Linked DNA regions of Homo sapiens: region 1 is linked to region 2. The links are chromatin loops, found by intact Hi-C in ENCODE. Cell type or tissue: endothelial cell of umbilical vein. All regions are shown on one strand. Region 1 overlaps PSIP1 (PC4 and SRSF1 interacting protein 1). Region 2 overlaps CCDC171 (coiled-coil domain containing 171).

What was found. A loop is a pair of places that touch in the nucleus more often than their neighbours do. Peaks named below come from ENCODE experiments on the same cell type or tissue, not always from the same donor. Only the 100,000 strongest peaks of a DNase experiment are listed, where the experiment ranks them.
Region 1: a loop joins it to region 2, with 8 times the contacts of the local background. A loop is called at or near these places in 1 of 110 quality-filtered maps.

The regions. Positions count from the first base shown.
Region 1 is chr9:15,500,081-15,502,580 of GRCh38, forward strand. All of the region lies in intron 3 of PSIP1 (PC4 and SRSF1 interacting protein 1), which reads right to left. Among named protein-coding and RNA genes, the nearest start is that of PSIP1, 9.6 kb to the right of the region's middle. In endothelial cell of umbilical vein, no CTCF peak of the experiment used is centred here; a DNase peak (open chromatin) is centred at 1,301.
Region 2 is chr9:15,640,993-15,643,492 of GRCh38, forward strand. The region is part of intron 7 of CCDC171 (coiled-coil domain containing 171); the gene reads left to right. Among named protein-coding and RNA genes, the nearest start is that of CCDC171, 89 kb to the left of the region's middle. In endothelial cell of umbilical vein, a CTCF peak has its summit at 1,558 (motif pointing left); a DNase peak (open chromatin) is centred at 1,529.

The DNA of each region.
Region 1 (2,500 bases), 140 kb before region 2:
TTTATAATAGCATGTATTAGTCTATAACAGAAAAATTATTCAACAGACAACTGAATATGCACGCACTATTTCTCATGAACCTGCTGGTAAAGAGAGATCAATAGGGCTGGGCGTGGTGGCTCACGCCTGTAATCCCAGCACTGTGGAGGCCGAGGCAGGAGGATCATGACGTCAGGAGATCAAGACCATCCTGGCTATCACGGTGAAACCCGGTCTCTACTAAAAACACAAAAAATCAGCTGGGTGTGGTGGCGAGCGCCTGTAGTCCCAGCTACTTGGGAGGCTGAGGCAGGAGAATGACATGAACCCAGGAGGCAGACCTTGCTTTGAGCGGAGATTGCGCCACTGCCACTGCACTCCAGCCTGGGAGACAGAGCAAGACTCTGTCTCCAAAAAAAAAAGAGATGAATAAACAGTTCATCTCATTATTTGGTGTAAAATTTAAGAGAAACCATACAAGTCCCACACCAATACGTGCAGCTATGAAACTTGTACAGAAGAACTAGTGTAGAAGAAAAAAATCCTATCCTAAGATTCATTACTTTATTTTCTTCTTGTCACCACTATCAGTACCTCTGCACTGACCTTCACTCCTAAAACTATAAATTAGACGGGTTTTAAAACAGCCTGTGATGTATATTTAAAGTTCCTAAAACTGAGCACCCAACTTCTTTGCATTAAGACAATTAAGAGCAGTAAGGAGGAAAAAACAGCAAAATATCTTTATTTAAATTTCCTAGACTTCTAAGATACAGAACTAGGTAGGAATAGTCCCTGAATTAGCAAAGGTAATTAGTCACCAAAACTCAAACTGAGCTTCATTTCAATTTAATAAATACTACTAGAAGTCTTGGAAAAATGGGTAAATCCCCACAACTCTTGTTCCCAAAATGAAATAAAAGTTTGCCAAAGCTGAACATTTTAAATAAATAATAGCCAAGCATTGTTCTAAGCATTATTCATGTCATGTCTTATTTGCATCCCAAGATTCTGAGGCAAGATAATATTATCCCCACTTTACAAATGACAAAGAAAAAAAACACAAATATAAGTAACCTGCCCAAGGTTATATAGCAGGTAAATGGCAGTCAGTATTCAAAAACAAACTTCTGATCTAGTTGCTCTACATAAACGTTGGCTAATGGACAGCAAATGCATAATCAACAAATGACTTTATCTAGTGCACAAAGCTTTCAATCACCAAATATTTATTTAACAGCTACTAAGTGCCAGGCACTTAAGTTAATGATGACAAGATAGACAAGGTCCCTGCTGATCCAGCTCTTCGAGTGTGGGTGAAAAAAAGAGAAAAGGGGAAAAAAAAAAATTCAGTCACTGTTGCAGTGGGGAAAATAAACACGAGGAGGAGGATGTGAGCTAAGATCTAAATGACTTCAAATATCCGAAGGCATAACCTTCCCCGCAAAGGGAAAACAAAAGACCTGAGATAAGATGAGGCTTATTTTTACAATAGAAAAAAGCGGTGAAAAATGTAATGAGGCTGGAGAGGTAAGCATGGGCTAGTTCGTATAGGTTTTTATAAATATCATTTGTAGGTAGTTTTTGGTTTTGATTCACTGCTAATGTTAAAATAGGGAGTCACTGAAGGTTTTCAGTGAAATGACATGATCTGACTGAGATATAAAGATCTCTTTGACTAGACAGTTGTACCTCCGTATCCGTAAGACTGTGGATTATCCTTCCTCGACCCCTGCAGATACCAAAATTCACAGATGTTTAAGTCCCTTATATAAAACAGCATATATATATATATATATATATATATAAAACGCACACCCTCCCATATACTTTAAATCTGGGGTCTCCAGCCCCCTGGCCAAGGACCAGTACCCGTCCGTGGCCTGTTAGGAACCACGCTACACAGCAGGAGGGAGGCATTACCACCTGAGCTCTGCCTCCTGTCAGATCAGTGGCAGCATTAGATCCTCACAGAAGCACAAACCCTACTGTGCACTGCACATGCAAGGGATCTAGTCTGAGTGCTCCTTATAAGAATCTAAGTAATGGCTGCTGATCTGAGGTGGAACAGTTTTCATCCCAAAACCATCCCCCCAAACCCCCGTGGAAAAAACTGTCTTCCATTGCTGCTTTAAATCATCTCTAGATCACTTATAATACCTAATACAATGTAAATGCTATATAGTTGTTACATTGCATTAAGGTAATAATGACAAAGAAAAAAAATCTATACATATTCACTACAGACATAACCATCTTTTTCCCCCAAATATTTTCAATCTGTGACAGGATGACTCCATGGATACAGAACCCACAGATACAGCAGGCCAACTGTATATGAAGAGTGGAAACTGAAACCAACATAGAGTAAGCGCACTATTTTTAATTTTTTTACCCCCCAAGACAGGGTCTTACTATGTTACAAGCCAGATTTGAACTCCTGGGATCAAGGGATCCTCCTGCCTCAGCCTCCTGAGTAGCTGGGACTACAGACATGTCCCAGTGTGCCCAACTTAGGACA
Region 2 (2,500 bases):
ATTAAAATGTAACAAAATAAAATACACTTATCATTAAAATAAGCATCGTAGAATTAATCAGTCTATGATGATTCAGTCCCTTGGAATCACCTTTTTGTAGATGGATTATTACTATATTTATTACTTATGAAAACATCTATTAAAGGGAATTATCAGGTGATAAAATCTGGAAAAATAATCATTTTCTATTTATACAAGTTATTGATACGTTTGGGGTAAACTTTGTGCAACTAATGAGGAAACTAACATACAACACACTCCTGAGGAAATCATTAACTAGTATGTACTCATGATAATTCATCTCATTTTTCTTGATGTCTATTTTGGTGGACTAAATTTCATATCTCAGTTTTTCTTCTTGACTAATTGTTTTAAGTTCAAATCCTCTAAGCTGAATATATTTGGGGATAACAGAATGTAGTAGAAACTGTTTTGTTTACTCAATCTTTCAGCACATTCATTGTACACATATGTTTTCATAACTTTTGTGAAACTTTTGGAAGAGGCCCATGGAAACCATAGAACCAAATGTGACGTGGAGAACATCTGGGTATGTTTGGTTAGTTCTGCTGCTGAATTGGAGTCTTCAGCTCATTCCTGGTTTATAATAAAGTAACATGTATCAAAGGGTTGGATAGGAGACATTCTTCTCTATATTGCCCTCTTGAAAGACTGAAAACCCCCTTTTCTTAAGTGTACTAGATGATCTAATTGGGCTTAATATGATTTAGTGAGATATAAATTACACCAAAAAAGAGGTAGAGTAACACCTACTATTTACTAAAATAAAAATCTCTTGGCAGTACATTGCTGTAGGAAAGGACATGGCAGTCAGCTTATAAATGACAAAATATGTGATAACTTTGTGTTACATACAGAACTGTTGTTTGGCTAGGCGTAGTGGCTCACGCCTGTAATCCCAGCACTTTGGGAGGCCAAGGTGGGCGGATCACTTGAGGTCAAGAGTCCGAGATCAGCCTGGCCAACATGGTGAAACCCCATCTCTACCAAAAATACAAAAAGTAGCTGGTCATGGTGGTGTGTGCTTGTGGTCCCAGCTACTCAGGAGGCTGAGGCAGGACAATTGCTTGAAACCAGGAGGTGGTTGCAGTGAGCTGAGATTGCACCACTGTACTCTAGCCTGGGAGACAGAGTGAGACTCTGTCTCAAAAACAAAAAAAAAGGACTGTTGTTCGTAGTGTATAGTACATAATACAGTGTAATACCTGTATTATAGGCAAAGCTGTATATAGTTAAATTAACCTGTAGTATATATATGAACATATATGTGTGTGTGTATATATATACACATATGTATACACGTATATATATATATACACGTGTGTGTGTGTATATATATATATATATATATATATATATATATATATATATGCATTTTAACCAGAATTTTGTTCCGCTTTCTGCCCTTTCTTTGTTGATTACATTAGGATTGGATGCCTATGAAACAGTTTATGAATGTTACACTAGTTCTCCTAGGTGGTATTGGAAAAAATTTTTTTGAGCAGCATGTTGATGTTCCTCTAGCACCCTCTGCTGGATTTGAGAATTAATTCATTGGACTAGAAGATTTAAAAAAATTATTAAGAAGGCTTAAATTTCATTATGTCTATCAACAAACCCTACTCTTGGAAGGAGTTTGTTTAAAGATTTGAAGATTTTTTGCTGTCCTTACTGAGTAATTGATAGTTTCAGTAATAATAAGCACCTTATAATTTTCTGACATTTCATTTAAAATGAGAAGTTGTGAAAATAAAGACATGATCTCCAGTTTATTATTTCAACCCCCTGTGTTTTGCTCTAAGCAGGAAAAACAGAACCTCTTTTTGATTTTTGGAGTGAAAACTAGATCATTAATTAACTAATTAATATATATACAAGAAGTGAAAACTTGAATTTTCGATTCATTATAGAATCACTGAATATTCTGCATTTAACAAAATATATGACTATCATTTTGATAAAGAAGCATATATGCTTTTTGGAATCTGAGAAAATATTTTAAAATTGTTAGCCTTGTTTTTTTTCTCTCTGTGCCCTTTATTTGCTTTTTTTTTAAAAAAATTTATTTCCATAGGTTTTTGGGAAACAGGAGGTGTTTGGTTACATGAGTAAGTTCTTTAGTTGTGGTTTGTGAGATTTTGGTCCTTTGCTAGCTTTTAAAATCATTTATTCTCAATCCTATGGGCTATTTCCTTGTGACTGGCTAGACTTTTTTTTGACTTACAGAAACTAAAATGAGTATACTAGGTACTGAGAAAACTGACTTCAGTTCTTTAAGGGCAAGAACCTTATCCTTTATACTTTCTTAAAGAAAAAATTAGCATTGGGCCCATCTGGGATAATGCTCATTCTGGTGTGGGCTAAACATAATAATTTCTCTGCTACAGTATGCATCATGCTTTATACCTACAACCTCTGGGGGACCCTTGTTCTAAGGCTTCAAAGTCAGCATTTAGAAATAACTTTTTTTCCACAATGA